Regions from separate parts of the Homo sapiens genome. Here region 2 is linked to region 1. Evidence: chromatin loops called from intact Hi-C (ENCODE). Cell type or tissue: heart right ventricle. All regions are shown on one strand. Links, peaks and the distances in the headings refer to the core of each region. The heading gives the core; the rest is flanking DNA.

Evidence for each region. Peaks named below come from ENCODE experiments on the same cell type or tissue, not always from the same donor. Only the 100,000 strongest peaks of a DNase experiment are listed, where the experiment ranks them.
Region 2: it touches region 1 in a loop (2.5-fold over the local background); 80 of 110 quality-filtered maps call a loop at or near these places.

The regions. Positions count from the first base shown.
Region 1 is chr9:93,439,900-93,448,234 of GRCh38, forward strand. FAM120AOS (family with sequence similarity 120 member A opposite strand) reads right to left here. Exons shown (of 3, transcript NM_198841.4): 3 at 3,433-7,798. The coding sequence ends at 7,712. Among named protein-coding and RNA genes, the nearest start is that of FAM120A, 7.6 kb to the right of the region's middle. In heart right ventricle, for the core only: no CTCF peak of the experiment used is centred there; no DNase peak of the experiment used is centred there; H3K27ac peaks cover 859 bases.
Region 2 is chr9:93,551,757-93,560,091 of GRCh38, forward strand. It overlaps FAM120A (family with sequence similarity 120 member A), which reads left to right. Exons shown (of 18, transcript NM_014612.5): 13 at 4,626-4,835; 14 at 6,071-6,254; 15 at 6,825-6,962. Among named protein-coding and RNA genes, the nearest start is that of PHF2, 21 kb to the right of the region's middle. In heart right ventricle, for the core only: no CTCF peak of the experiment used is centred there; no DNase peak of the experiment used is centred there.

The DNA of each region.
Region 1 (8,335 bases), core at 123-8,122:
GGCTGGTCTCGAACTCCTGACCTCAGGTGATCCACCTGCCTCAGCCTCCCAAAGAAAACTAAGAATTCTAGGCCGGGCACAGTGGCTCACACCTGTAATCCCAGCACTTTGGGAGGCTGAGGCAGGCGGATCACGAGGTCAGGAGATGGAGACCAGCCTGGCCAACATGGTGAAACCCCATCTCTACCAAAAATACAAAAATTAGCCAGCCATGGTGGTGCACGCCTGTAGTCCCAGCTACTCAGGAGGCTGAGGCAGGAGAATCGCTTGAACCCAGGAGGCGGAGGCGGAGGCTGCAGTGAGCTGAGATGGCGCCACTGCACTCCAGCCTGGGTGACAGAGCAAGACTCTGTCTCAAAAAAAAAAAAAAAAAAAAAAAAAAAAAAAAGAAAAGAAAAGAAAAGAAAACTAAGAATTCTAAACAAAACAAATGCCAACTCCTTGAGGTCTCTGGAAAGTAAATAATGGCAGGCAAATTGGAAGAAGGAGGGTGACAAAACTTGAAGAAGTCACAAAACAGGCATGTGTTTCCCAGTTTTTTGTACTCCCACCCCTTTCAGCTTTTTTTTTTTTTTTTTTGAGATGGAGTCTCTGTCACCCAGGATGGAGTGCAGTGGCACAATCTCAGCTCACTGCAACCTCCACCTCCCAGGTTCAAGAAATTCTCCTGCCTCAGCCTTCCAAGTAGCTGGGATTATAGGCGCCTGCCACCACACCTGGCTAATTTTTGTATTTTTAGTAGAGACTGGGTTTCACCATGTTGGCCAGGCTCGAACTCTTGACCTCAAGTGATCTGCCCGCCTCAGCTTCCCAAAGTGCTGGGATTACAGGCATAAGCCACCTCGCCCAGCCCCTTTCAGCTTTGATATAAAGGCAGACCCCTCCCCAACCCCCCGTCAAGTGACTTCCCAGTTGACATGTGCAGTAAAAACTCCAAGAAGAGCTCGGTCTTTCTGGCCAAAGGACCAGGAAAAGGAGCCCCTGTGAACCAAAGAATGCAGGGGGATATCCCTGTGTTCTTCCTCTCTCTCTTTCTCTTTCTTTCCCAGCCCTGCTGTGAGGGAGACCCCAGTCATGCTACCATAAAGAGGCAGATGGGCAACAAAACTCCAAGACGTTTCTGTGAGCCAAGCAGTGTGTGTTGATGAATCCTAGAGAAGAGAGAGCTAGAGGAGGGGAATCCCTAAGTCTGGGTATGGGCTGGCACAAGTCCTGGGCTCAGGCCTAAGCCGCACATGCACAGGCAGATACAGAGAAGTGAACAGAGTCTTTGAAACTTGAAGTGGTGCCACCGGGACCACCACCACAGAAGGGGAGACAGTTTGTCATCTGAACTTAACTGAATTGGTTGTCTGCTTACAATCAGTCTTCTCCAGGGATTTTAACAAGTTGCAGACTCTTGGGACTTGGTATTCAAAACATCCAGAATATGATCCAACATTACTAGATGCGCAAGCAACCAGGTAAGTATGACCTATTCACAAGGAAAAAGACAACCAACACATGTCATTCCAAAAATGACTCAGATCTTGGATCATCAGACAACAACTTAAAACAACTTTTATAACTGTGCTCTTAAGATGAAAACAAAGGGCCAGGCGCAGTGGCTCATGTCTGTAATCCCATCACCTTGGGAGGCCAAGGCGGGTGGACCACCTGAGGTTGAGCGTTCGAGACCAGTCTGGCCAACATGGTGAAACCCTGTCTCTACTAAAAATACACAAAAATTAGCCGGGCGTGGTGATGCACATCTGTAATCTCAGCTACTCGGGAGGTTGAGGCAGGAGAATTGCTTGAACCTGGGAGGCGGAGGTTGCAGTGTGCAAAGATCGCAGTCTGGGTGACAGAGTGAGACTCTGCCTAAAAAAAAAGAAAGAAAGAAGTTATTGATGGAGACCCAGAAGCTATGAAAATTAAGAATTCTAGAACTGAAAAAATTATATTTCTGAAGTTAAAAAATGTAATGGATGGACTTACTAGCAGAATGGAAATAACAAAAGAAAGAGTCAGTGAATTGAAGACAGATCAGTAGAAATTAACCAGAGGACACTGAGAAAATGGATTAAACAGAATGAATAGAACTTCAGGATCCTGGGAGACAACACCAGAAAATCACGTATTTTTTGACACTAGAGTCTCAGAGGGAAAAGAGAAATTGGTGCAGACACAAAAAAAGTTTTTAGAAATAACTGCTGAAAACTTCTTAAATTTGACAAACAATATAAATACACATTCAAGAAACTCAGCAAAATCCAAAGAAGATGCTCAGCATATCATAATCGAACTGCTGAAAACCAAAGATTGAAAGAATCCTGAAAGTAGCCAGAAAAAAACCCAACACATTCGGTATAGGGAAGAACAATTTGAAATACGGGTTATCTCAGACATATAATAAAAAATCATGTAGGCCAGGATGCAGTGGAACAATACCTTTAAAGCACTCATAGGAAAGAATCATCCATCCAAAATTCTATACCCAGTGCCAATATTCTTCAGGAATATGGACTTCCTGAAGAATCCTAAAATATGTCCACAAATTAATTGGAGATCCTCTCTTCAGAAGCTGGGGCCTAATTCCCCTCCCCTTGAGTGTGAGCCAGAATTAGGACTGACTTTTAATGAATAGACTATATCAGAAGTGACATTTCATGATTCTGAAATTTTAGTTATTATGGTGAACACCAGTCCCCTGACAACATGGTTCAAATTTGAGTTACCAGAATATATTAACTGTAATTGCATGAAGTTCAAACTTTCTGCTAGCTCCCCAGTCCACAAATCACTACATAATAACACAGGTACATCATGATCAGTGACCAATCATGCCTCTTCTTTCCAAAACCTACGGGTGATTGGTCACTGTGCATCTGTGTTCATTTCACGCACAGACAGCAAAGTGTGAATTGTGTGGCCTCCTTGTCTTCCAGTGATAAACCCACATGGCATTTTTACACAAATGGATATTCAAAAGAGAAAACTGACAAATAAAGATAGAAATGCAGCAAAGAAACTCAAACTGAAAACACTGAACGTGAATGCAAATCAAACATAAATGGGGTCACTGAAGAAACAGACTATGGGGATGCTGGCACTGCTGCCGAGAAGGTGAATTCCTCAAATAAATGAAGAAAGCGGTTGTGATGAAAAGGATGAAGATGTTCCAGAGGAAGGAACGTCAGCAAAAACCTTCACGTTAAAGGGACTTGGAGATATTTCATGACATTGAAAGCAAAAAGGATAAAATATTGGAAGCTGATCCAAACTTAGAAGGGGCATGACAAGTTTTTGAACACAGAAAAGGTGCTCCCTCTATATCATAAGGTACATGACTTTTGAAGAAGGCAAGCACTGTTTAAATGTCTGTTGATGGTTTTTTTAGGAAGACATCAAGCACTTTAATTCCCTGTGTTGCTAATGTTTTAAATTACAGTGTACAAAAATATTTACTTTATTGTTTCCTTATACATTTCTAACAGTACAAGATTATCAATGTTTTGACAATTTTCAAAAGACAGGAAAAAAATCACAATTTTACCCATTAATGATTATGAACAGCACATGGCAGTTTCAGGTTGGAAGGTCATTTTTACAGTTCTGAACTGCTGTGCAGTGAGGACTGTCTGTTTTATGTTGGGAGACTCTGTGTTCTGCTAAAATTCCCTGAAGAATGTTTCTTTTTTTTCTGTTTTGTCAGGCAATCAGCCTCGTTAGCCTTAGTCTGCAGGTCCTGCGTTGCCTTCTGTTTGGTGGTGGTGGTCCGAGTGTCAGTTCAGAGTGTGGCTGTGTTGCCTGGGCTCTGTCTCTTGTATGTGCAGCTCTGGGCTGAGCACGGAATTCAGCTCATGTACAGAATTAGAGAATCCTCTTTTCAGGTCTTTGCTCTTCAGGATTTCCCCCCAGACTCCCTGGCACCCAGGGGGCCCCTTTTCCTCATCCTCTGGCTTAGAAAGATGGGCTTTCTCTCTGATGATTACCTGCCTACACTGCCTGCTCATTTTGCCAAAAGGAACGCCCCTCAGGCAGAAAGCAGAGAGAGAAAAAAAGATGGATTATTTCCACATTCTTCAGACCATAGGGTCATTTTTTCCTGCTCCTCTGGCTGGAAAGACAGGTTTTCTCTCAGGGGAATTTTTTTGTTTGTTTTTGTTTTTGTTTTTTGAGACGGAGTTTTGCTCTTGCTGTCCAGGCTGGAGTGCAATGGCGCGATCTCGGCTCACTGCAACCTCCACCTCCCAGGTTCAAGCGATTCTCCTGCCTCAGCCTCCCGAGTAGCTGGAATTATAGGCATGCACCACCACGCCCAGCTAATTTTGTGTTTTTAGTAGAGACAGGGTTTCTCCATGTTGGTCAGGCTGGTCTTGAACTCCTGACTTCAGGTGATCCACCCGTCTTGGCCTCCCAAAGTGCTGGGATGACAGGCGTGAGCCACCGTGTCCAGCCTGACTAGGGTCATCTTTAGGTCAGGACTGAGAGAGAAAAAGTTTAAAAAAGGAAAAAAGCAAGGGATTATAGCCACACTTTCTAGCTTGCCGGGCCCCCATTTACCAGAATGTTTTAAGAAAGTTCCAGACTGTTTTCCCATCAGCTGTGTATGAGGGTTCCAGTTCTTCCACATCCTTCTCAGCAAACAAGTTAACCATATTTGGCACAGGATTTCTAGACCTGTAGGTTACGGAAATGTCACAGTATGTTTTGAGGCCAGTAAGGAGTTCTGCTTTTTTTTTTTTTTCCTGAGACGGAGTTTCGCTCTTGTTGCCCAGGCTGGAGTGCAATGGTGCGATCTCGGCTCACCGCAACCTCCGCCTCCCAGGTTCAAGGGATTCTTCTGCCTCAGCCTCCCTAGTAGCTGGGATTACAGGCATGTGCCACCACGCCTAGCTGATTTTGTATTTTTAGTAGAGACAGGGTTTCTCCATGTTTGTCAGGCTGGTCTTGAACTCCCGACCTCAGGTGATCCACCCGCCTCGGCCTCCCAAAGTGCTGGGATTACAGGAATGAGCCACTGCACCCGGCCAGTTCTGCATTTCTTAAGAGAATCTTTGTGAGAAGATGTAGATATTGGCTTCATAATAATAAAGTGAATTTGTGGTATTAAATAAATGGAAAAAAAGACAAACGGTACAAATTAAAAGTTCTTGAGATGTTTGGGCTGACCATGAAGGGATCCATTATCTGAAGAGTGGCTTAAGATTTAGAAGGCATAGCTCTACAGTCTCTTTGTCTTCTAAGGGCAGGGCATCTTCTATCTTCTAGGACAGGGTACAGTAAGTCTTACCAAACATGTAAGACATGTTATTTGGGGATATTCAGCATTCCTTTTCCCTTCCTAAAGGTACTCAGGTTTCTTTCTCAGAAATTGTATATATTCATCCCTGAAAGGTCTGAGAAAAAATAAAAAAAAATTGTGTATAGTTTTGGTGAGATCGTCAATCCAGGAACCTGTTTCCCCATATTAAAGTCAAAGGAACTATACTGTTTTCACTGCCAGGCTGGGGACTCTTAGTACCTAAGTTTGGTCCATTCTACTCTTTTTCATGACTTTGAATCTTGAGCAAATGACTACAGTAAGAGTGGGGTTCATTCATGTCATCAACAGCATCCCAGCTGTATTGTTAAAAGTACCTGTCATTCTTAGTTCCCACCCAGTCTTAATCCTGGTTCTCCAACTTTCATAAAAATCGTTGTTTTTTTTTTTTTTTTTTTTTTTTGAGACAAGGCCTCACTCTGTTGCCCAGGCTGGAGTGCAAGTGGTGTAATCTGGGCTCACTCCAACCTCCACCACCTTGGCTCAAGTAGTCTTCCCACCTCAGCCTCCTGAGAAGATGGGACTACAGGTGCACACCTCACCTGGCTAATTTTTGGATTTTTTGTAGACAATGGGTTTCATCATGTTGCCTCAAGAAAAATAACATCATGGTAATACTAAGTCTTTTATCAGTGACATGTAACTGATTTTAAAATATTATATAGTGCTTCCTAGTTTAACCAAACTGGAGGCATGTTTTATATGATGGGCTGATGTCTCATGAATAACTGTGCCAAAATCCTCACTTCTGAGTGCACTGATGCAGTAGATGGATGTCTCAGATCCCTCAGCTCCCAGATTGGGCCAACTCTCCTTATACCACCACACCTGGGACCTGGGAGGAATGGGGAAGGGGACTTTATAGGGCAGAGCTTTCCCAGACTCTTGTTCCACCCTAAGGATAAAGTATTACAGTAACTTTCTTCCTGCCTTCCAGAGGCACTTTCATTCTTCCTGGAGCTCTCGTCAACCCTGACCTCTTCCTTTGTCAGCAAGGTCAAACGCCTGAGCCACAAGTCTTAGCTGTTTCCAGAAGGGTGATTGTGTGCTCCCACCTATATCTGAGGTCCTAGACTCCTCAGAGGAAGTCAGCTTCATGTGATCTAGGTTACTCAAGCCTGGGGCTAGTGTTTTCATATTCTGGTATGAGAGACTTGCTTCCTCTGGAAAGATCTTTATGGTTTACACAAATGTAACAGACCACTTAACAATAGCTAGTCTCTAAAATGTACATCTTAAAATGGCTTTATACTTACGGGAATTCCTAATTAAAAAAAAAACTCACTTGATTTATATCACATTGTAAAATATAGTTTACTTCAAAAGATGATCCTGAAGATCCCATCACAGAGTGTTTAAGGGATGATTATAAACTTTTAGCCCTTAAGAGAGAATATATATACTCAACTGAGTACTGTCTTTCAAAGCAGTCCCTGTCAGTTTGTCCATTGATTCCATAGCAGCTCTCACTGCCCACCCTGCTTGAGAAGCCTCTTGGAGTTGCCTAGAGAGTCTATAGCACTCATCTGAAGGCCCTCCATGAGAACAACTCTTCTCTTCCACATAGATATTTTTGCATCAGCCCAAAGCTATTTGGACACAAGTTTGGTGAACACGGTAAGAAAAAAACAAACCAAGCAACAAAAACAAAAAGCAGGCAGTGCTGTGTTAGACTGAAAGTAAAAGATAAAAACTCTAAGAACCTATGAAGCGCCAGGGCAGTGCTGGTTGCTTTCACCCATATGGTCTCCTTTGGTGTTCTGCTGGTGCTTATGAAGCAGTATCCCTACTGACAATGACCCTAGCTTAAGAGGGCTGAGAACTGCTGAAAGTGAAGCTGTTTATAAATGGTACAGTCAGGACCGACAGACACATGGGTGTGGTATGACTGCAAAGTACCTGTGGAATTCAGATGGGATTACCATCCCCACTATAAAGGGCAATATGATCTGTTGCAGGAGGGTTTATAGGGTACTTAGTTACACAGGTCACACTGATCCCCTTTTCCTCTTTTTTTCTATGCAAGTATCTATTTGTCTATATGTCTGTCTACCTTGGTAGGTTGGGCTCCTTGAAGAAGGGTTATGTTTTCTTCATCTCCATATCCCCAGTAGCTGGCCAATGCCCAGTATACACCAGGGGCTCAGTCGCTGTTTGTCTTATTTTCTTGTTGACTCTACTCTGACTTAGGACATATCACTTTCCTCTCTTGACCTTCACATTCAGATGTGTTAATAAAAGTGGATAAAGACCACTCTAGCTTTAAAACACCCTCCAATATAGAGAGAACTCTGAAACCAGAAGCAGAAGCTGAGGAATGGTGAATAGAGCATTTTCCCTCACACGATGGGTATCAGGGTGGTTTCTTGTCCTTTCAATGCCTCTGCAGAACTTGACCCTAGTTTTTCAAATTGGACTCAAGAATGATCTTAGTGTTGGTGGTTTTGTGGTTTTCTTTGAGACTTTGTTATTGACAGAACAGCTTCTGGAAATCTGAAAAGAAAAAAAAAAAGGTAGTTTATATATTAGTTTGGAATATGAAATGTATTTTGTCATGGTCTCCAGAGTCCGAATATTGATCTCTGTGGAGCTCTCCTACCCTCTGCTACTGCTGATAACTCATAGTACTGGAGAGATAGCAGAGCCTGAAGACCAAAAAACTCAACTGCCGATACACGGCTGCAGTGTGGTCAGTTACTGATCTACCATTTATGAAGCAGGCCTACAGATGTGTGTGTTCTTCTGGGTAATTTAAATTGACAATTAATTAACAGGGCTGGTGCTAGGTAAACATTATAGGTTAGAATCCCTAGTGTGGATTAATTTGCTCTCTTCCATGATCGCAGACTCCCTGCTTAGCTCCAGTCTGCTGGTCTCCCAACATCTGCTAATGATTACATGGGCAGCATTAAGGTCTCTTATTACCTTGTTTGAAAAACTGGAAACTCATCTGTTATTGTTGGTGGTTAGATACCTCACCTAAGTAAAATATTAATTAATGATATTAGGCTGGGCGCGGTAGCTCATGCC
Region 2 (8,335 bases), core at 6-8,005, 110 kb after region 1:
GAGCTCACCTGAGACTTCTTGTGACTTAGAAATAAGCTAAGTAAAAAAAACAAAACTTAGGAGAATTCACTTCAAATTGTGTTCTTTACTTTGTAGATCAAGCTTTTCTGTTTGTTAGACAGAAATTATTATTTTTAATGTTTTTGAATTTACGTTTCTGTTTTCAATGTTTGGTCAGGTGTCCCCGTCAGGCAGTGTGGCTGGTGCTAAGTCAGGTCCTTTCCCGTGTCCTCACCTGGTTTGTCTCATCACCACCGTCTTCGTCACAGATTGTGCTTCAGGGGGTTGGAGATACTTTTGCTAGTGTGTGGTGCCATCCCTCTACCTCTACTCCTGTTTCTCTTATATAGATTATTACATCAGTATTGACATCCCAGTTCTGAAAATCAGACCGCCAGGTATCAGGTATGCCCACTAAGCCTTATTCACCATCAAGTTACTTTTACTCAAAGTTCATCTTATATCCCATATCCTTTTCATTTTTGGATCAACACATAGGATATAACTTTTGAAAAACAATCACACTCTAAGCTTTCATTTTGGTTCTTTTGAGATCTTAGTGCTTTCATGGTTTTCTCCTGGTTCTTCATCTAAAGCCAGACATTTGTAGAGATATGCTCAGAAAGACATATGTATGTATAGTAAACTTCAGTCTGACTCATCGATCCTCTGGGTCTTGCTTGTCTGGAGGTCGACAGTTCCCTTTAATAAGAGCAGCCTACACCTGTAAGTGCTTCATTTTCATGATTAGTATAAATTCTGAGAAAGCTATAAGGAAAAATAGCATTTGTTGGGGGGGAAAGGCAGTTATTTGCTTTTTTGTTTTTTAAGATTGAAGATCCTCTCAGCTATCATCAGATTGAGAATTGATAGGAATGATCATTATTTAAATGCTACAAAAATTCCTATGCAGAGCTGAGGGTTCCAAAATTCAGTGATAGAAAATTAAATTCTAAAATTGCCTTTTCATTTAACCATTAAAATTTTTTGCAATATCAAAAGCAACAACAGTGCTTTGTTGTAATACACCATTCATAGTTTGTGATATAGTCAACTCTTGACTGTTAACTGGTGTGTCTGGGCCTGCTACCCAGTTTGTGGATTGCCCAGACCCTGTTTCTCTTCTCCCATTTATCGTCCACTCTGTGGTTGGCCATCAGAGGAGGAAAAGAGGAAGGAAAAACCCAGTGGTGACAGTTAGGACTCTTGTTAGCTTTTTCTGATGGGAGGTTTGGTGGGACAAGACATTGAAACCATTAGTTACAATGAATTTTTAAGAATTTCATCTCATCCATGCTTTCTTCGTCTGCCATGTCCATGAATAATTGAGAGTGTTCCATGTGGCTCCTTAAATACCTGTGACAGTGATTGATGACCCTCATTTTTCCTGTTATATTTTTTAAGCCCTTCTCCTAGGTTACCAGCATGAATGTAATTAAGGTAAAATTAGCACTGACCCCTGTGTTTTGAGGAGGGTGGGTAAAGGATGAGAAGGAACTTTGTACCATTATAGTATTTGTCCAGTTTCTTTCTCCCTTGCCTTGACATTCCTATAATTGCCTTAAATTCTTTTAACAGTTTCACATGCCAAGTGCAGAATATAAAAGATGGAAAATGAAGAGCTTTAAAGACAGTATTAGGGGCATGCAACATGTCTGTGATACGTGTAAGAATTATTTTGCATATAGGTAAATATGACAAATTGAAGTAAGAGTCTGTTGCCCAGTAATCAGATGTTGGACAAAGTAACTTTACTGGAATTTGGTTCTTGAGCTAATCGGTCAGAGAGATTAACTTCCATATTTGTATTTCTTATAAAGTCAGAATTTTTTGTCTGTATTTCTCTAGTTGAGGAACTTTGGATGATATTGAATATTTTATCTCAATTGATATAAGAGAATGAAGTTAGAATGTGAATATTGCAGCTATTTTATAATCAAGGGTTCAGATTTGGGTTCTCCCAATTACCAGCTCTGTGACCTTGAACCCTCTGTGACCCGTCTGTACAAGGGAGTACTATTTAGAGGTGCCTGCATTCTATGTTGTTTAGAGATGGCAGTGAGATAATGAAAAAAGCAGTGCTTGATATATATTTCTTAAGTTCCCCATAAATATTAAATGTTATTATTTATATATAACATTTAGGGAAAGAAAAACACCACATAATGTAAGTTTAAAAAATTTTCAAAGGAAGCAAATTTACACTGCAGTCAAGATTTTATTCAGATTGTTTATGCAAGCTCTTATTCTAAGAACTTTTCTCTATTAGATTAATGCTAATTGAACCATTAATTATCTTGAAACTATAAATAACATTTAAAAAATTCTTAAAAGTATAATCCTTTAATGTTAAGGCCATTTGATACACACACACACACACACACACACACACACACACACACACACACACACACACACACACACTAGCCTTGCTGCATTCTTCCTGTCAGCAAATTTGGAGATTAATAGTTTTAACTAGGGCGCTTGTGTGCCGTATACATCTGCTGCTGTTTCTTCAGTTTGGCAATGCAGATAGCCGTTTGCCGGGTAAATGGTTTTGGTTACATTAGTCTTAAAGGTTTGAATCTGGATGTGATTGGCACCAGCCCGTTCCTAAGAAACACCTGCAGGGGCTGGATGCGGTGGCTCATGCCTGTAATCGCAGCACTTTGGGAGGCCGAGGATCTTCTCAGATCACATGAGGCCACGAGTTTGAGACCAGCCTGGCCAACATGGTGAAAACCTGACTCTACTAAAAGTACAAAAATCAGCCAGGCATGGTGGCGCACGTCTGTAATCCCAGCTACTAAGGAGTCTGAGGCAGGAGAATTGCTTGAACCTGGGAGGCAGAGGTTGCAGTGAGCCAAGATTGCACCATTGCACTCCAGCGTGGATGACAGAGCGAGACTCTGTTTCAAAGAAAAAAAAAAGAAACACCATTAGGATGGTGCTGCATGTGCTTACACAAAGGGTGTTGGTGGCATTTTGTGTTTTAACATTTGGATAGCCAGGCAAACAACTTTAGAGCAGCATTTTCTCTCCCTAATCCTTGACCTGGATTCTCTGTTCTCTGGTGTAGGGCAGAGAGAGGGGCACGGAGGCCCCTGGGCTAGAAGCAGCGGAGCCCCACCTGACTGGAAGGGATTTGTGGTCATAATTTCTGCAGTGCAAGGGGCCAGGAGATGGGTGTCCTATTCATTCATGGGCCACACCTGTGCTTGGCTGCTTTCCAACAGGGTTGGCTCCCTCTTTCTGCCTTGAGAATTCTCCCTTTCTGCAGCTCAGAGGTGGGGGTGGCTGGGGTCTAAATGAATCAAGTACATTTTCTCCATTTTGTTCTAGTATGACCTCTCTTCCTCCACTTTGCACATAAATATAAAAATGCATCTAATTCTATCACCCCAGCCCTACCTGCCCCCAAGGGAACATTTTTTAGTTCACTTCCCAACAACTGCATGGGAAAAGGAGGAGCTGGTGATGTACAATAGGATCCAGAGGTATAAACACCTTTTATAAATTGGTGAACAGACTTCTCCAGGTTTTGGAAGGTCAACTGTATTGTGAAAATTTAAAAAAAGGTTGGGAAACAGTGTTAGTTGATAATAGGAACTGTTAACACAAACAACAAAAACAGCAGATGATTGTAAGTTTATTAGCATTTGGCACCAGAATGACCTTTTTCTCTTTAATGAAAAGCCCCTTTACCTGCCACATGTAGGCATTGCTTAGATTGATCTCCCATAAACATTGCATTCTTGAAAAGCCACCAAAGTCGGAAGACAAAAGCCAGAGCAGGGCTAAACTTTGATCCTGGATAATCCACAAACTAGGCCTTTCACATGCAGATGATCAAGAGTTGACTGTACTCGTGTTAATGTTTCTCACTCTGCTTATCAGACACTAGAAGCGTGGGCTCTACGTATAGAAGGTAGGCACCCAGCACTTAACACTGAGGGAAGTAAAAGTCTGCACAAATTCTAGTAGTATGTATGGTTCAAGAACCATATTTTTGTTGTCTTCTTTCATTTATAAGCTATCCATTTCTCCAAAAGACATTTTGACAGTCTTATTAATAAGTTGCAATTAAAAACCTTGACATATAAAATAATGTGAACATAAAGTATAAATTTATTTTAGAATGTAATTATACCAAATAATCTTTTAATGTAACTATTTAAAAATGCAGAATCTTAATAGAGTGTTCAGTTTTGACACTCTTTCTGTTAATACGTTACCTGTGTGCAGATCTGAAATGTGAAGTGTTATTTTACGAAGAGATTGTGGAGCCCTGGGCTCTAAGGAGACCACACATCATTGCTCATTTTGTCACACGTCAGCCTTAAGTACAGTGTTACTCTACACTGCGGAACGCTTTATAAACCCAACCTGAAATACTTGAGTATGTTTATAAAATATTCTCTTAAATTCAAATGTGTTAAATCACATAAGTATTTCTGTTCAAATGAGGCCAGTGTTAGGTCAATATAAGGTAATGGTAGGACTACTTAGTGGTGCTGTTTTGTTGAGGAATATTCTGTTAACTTTGGAGAGTTTTACTAAGACTTTGAAAGAATTTAATACTGTAGTACTCTTATTCCATAGAAATTACTCTTTTCAATTTAAAGATTGAGAACCTAGATCCCCGAGGAATTCAGCTATCAGCTCTCTTCATGAGTGGAGTAGACATGGCCTTGTTTGCAAATGATGCATGCGGACAGCCAATCCCCTGGGAACACTGTTGTCCTTGGATGTATTTTGATGGGAAGCTCTTCCAATCCAAACTCCTCAAAGCCAGCCGGGAAAAGACCCCACTCATTGACCTCTGTGATGGTCAGGTATGCTGCGGGGCCGGGTGGCTGCCTTTAACTGCAATGAAATAAAGCTCACTGGTTAAATCTGTCATCTTTTATACCATATTTATCATCCTGTGTTTCAAGATTCTGTTTTAGGTTGGGCCTGGTACTGAGTGTCACTAAATATCACTTCAGTACCCAGGATGAGCCAAGCTCCTGATATAACATTGTTTCTCATTATTTGTGGTAGTAATGTTCTAAAATTCACCTTGAACGCCAAATTAGTGAATACTGACCATTGCTCCTAGGGGCAATACAAGGTGCTGGGTTCCTTCAAGGCTCTGGTCACATATTTTTGTTAACCAATCAGTATATAATCTTATTTCATGTGCATTTTCGTTAAAGACACCTTATATAATATGGATTGTTGATTCATTATTATTGAACTCACAGCCAGTAGCTTCTGTAACACGTATATTCTCTGTAAGGCACATCACAGCCTCCTTATGCATTTAGGAACACCAGACAGCACTTCAGCACTACACTTGGAGACCATTTTATTTGTTTGTTTGTTTTGGTTTTTTTTTTTTTTTTTTTGAGATGGAGTTTCGCTCTTGTCGCCCAGGCTGGAGTGCAGTGGTGCGGTCTCAGCTCACTGTAACCTCCACCTCCCAGGTTCAAGTGATTCTCCTGCTTTAGCCTCCCTAGTAGCTGGAATTACAGGTGCCTGCCACCATGCCCAGCTAATTTTTGTATTTTTAGTAGAGACGGTGTTTTGCTATGTTGGTCAGGCTGGTCTTGAACTCCTGACCTCAAGCAATCCACCCACCTTGGCCTCCCAAAGTGCTGGGATTACAGGCGTGAGCTGTTGCACCCAGCCAGGGACCATTTTAAACAGTGAAATTACCAACAAAAAAGGACAAAAATGTGAAACACGTGGCACTTAATAAACTGTGAAAAGGATTCTTGTTTTCAGTATGAGCTGAAACAAGAAGGCAAGCGTTGTCTTGTTTGACCTCAGCTGGGGTCAGTGCATCAGGCAACAAAAATCTTTGCCGTGTTCTGCACAAGTCTGCAGACGACCAGAAAACTGCCATAAGTATTGATTTTTGTGGTTACAAATAAACGTTAGCAAGTAGGAGAATTTGCAGACATAGAATTCATGAATAAAGGGAACCAACTGTATAGTTGATAGATCTTATTTCTTTAGTGCTCATTTAAATTCAATTAAAACCCCCTGTGGATGGCATTTTCACATGCTGGTCCTTGTCTTCCAGGCTGATCAGGCTGCCAAGGTAGAGAAGATGCGCCAGAGCGTCCTCGAGGGGCTCAGCTTCTCCAGGCAGAGCCACACGCTCCCTTTCCCGCCGCCACCTGCCCTGCCCTTCTACCCTGCCTCTGCGTACCCCCGGCACTTTGGGCCTGTCCCACCCTCTCAGGGCAGGGGCAGAGGCTTTGCAGGTGAGTTGATTGGGACGTATTCCTGTGGGTAACAGATGCCAGATTCCTGTAAAGAAAGTGCAGCCCTTATAGGCAAGCCCATCTGCTGTGTTGACCTTGTCACTGTTGGTCTTGGAGATCCTGCAGCAGCAGTTCTTCAAGTCCGTGAGGAGCAAGTTTAATCCTGGAGATAGGGGAGAGGGACCTGCTGATGCAGATGCAAAAGCTGCACCGTAAAATCTGTCAATCAAGCTGAAAACTCTGCTCACATTTTAAGATATATTTGTTTCTCATGTGTAAGGGAAAATAAACCCACCCAGGTCAGAGAGAGCCATCTTCCAGGACTCATCTCCCAGGGCCCTTCCTGAGCCCCATGCTAGTGCCCTGTTGAATGACCCACTGCAGGGAGGGTGGCCTTACAATACTGGTCCCCAGGGACCATGGGCACAGGACAGTGAGGTGACAAGAGGGGCCAGGAGACCCCTCCATGGCAGCTGGAGGAGGCAGGGGCCACTCTGCCTGAATACCCAGCAGGGCCCTGAGTCCTGTCCCTTACACTTCTCCCCTCTCTCTCTACCCCGGGTCCCACAGGCGTCTGTGGCTTTGGAGGCCCCTATGGGGAAACGGTAGCAACAGGCCCTTACCGTGCCTTCCGTGTGGCGGCAGCATCGGGACACTGCGGAGCCTTCTCAGGCAGTGACAGCAGCAGGACTAGCAAGTCCCAGGGCGGTAATTATACCCACCCCTTCCCAGAGCTTCTGCCTGCCAGCACTTCCTTCGCTCCATCGTCTGGCGCCTTCCTTCCTCTACTGTCCTCATGAGCCCCTCCTCCAGCAGAACGGCCTTTCTTCTGGGTCCCCGCTCTGACCCTCATTGACCACTCCTCCTGAGACTCTCTGCTCTCAGGTCTCAGCAGCGGCTCTGCTGTGGCCAGTCTCTCCTTTCAGGGTAGACCACTGAGTGTCCACCTAGAACAGAACCTTTCTGTGCACCTGGGTAACCTGACCATCGCCTCGTGTTCATAGGATGAGCTGCTAATAGTGGCGTTTCTTTCCCAAGCAGCCATCTTTTGGTAAAGATTATCATGCTTGTATAGAAAATGCTAATGGTCACAGAATTCCTGACATAAAAAGTCTGTCACAGTTTGTTTCGCAGAAACATTTTTAAACAAAGATCTAATGTTGGGCATATAAACAAGGCAGTTTACTGTAGATTCCCAGTGCTTCTCTTTGCATTTGTATTAGGCTTGCAAAAGAGAAAAGGGTCTTAACATTTAGCATAGGAAGCAATGTCTTGTGATGGTGCTGTAATTGGAAGTCAGTGACCTGTATCTTTGTCCTAATCCCACATTTTGGGACTGCAGATCTAAATCTGCCCATCAAGTCACATAACAGGATTAACTGTTCAGATGTGATTTTGGAGTTGCATTGAGGATGGGCAAGCCTTTCTCTCTTGATCAACAATGTTTTTCCAACTCAGTTACATGGGATAGTTAGGGAGGCCAGCAAGGGAACTGTGCGGAAAGGTGACTTGCAGATTTGGCGACGGGTCAGCCCCTCTGTCTGCAGGTCACCTCTCCTTTCCCTGGTGCAGCTGCATGCCTCTCTGCCTCCTCTGTCTGCCCACCAGCCTCCTGCAGTGTGCTACTCTGCTCTGTGACTGCTCCTCATGCAGCTCGCAGCCATGTTTCCTCTCTGCTTCTTGATTTGCTTCAGCTCCTTCTAGTGCCTTGAAACTGAAGCTGGCCTGTAGTTGGGATCAAAGATGGAGGGAGAGGGGAGATTGTACTATGGATAGTGTAGGGCAAGAAGTGAATTCTTACACTGGAATGATAAAAGGAACCTGCTTCCTGAGTTTCTTAAAATTGTGTCTGGAACTCAGATTTGCACTGCCTAGTATAGTAGCTGCTGGCCACTGCTCTGTTGAGCACTTAAGCTCTGGCTAGAACATGTAAAATACATATCAGATTTTAAAACTTAAAATGGGAAGCAGACTAAAATAGCTAATCAATTTTTTATCTTGGGCCAGGCACAGTGGCTCATGCCTATAATCTCAGCATTTTGGGAGGCCAAGGAGAGAGAATTGCTTGAGGCAGGAGTTCA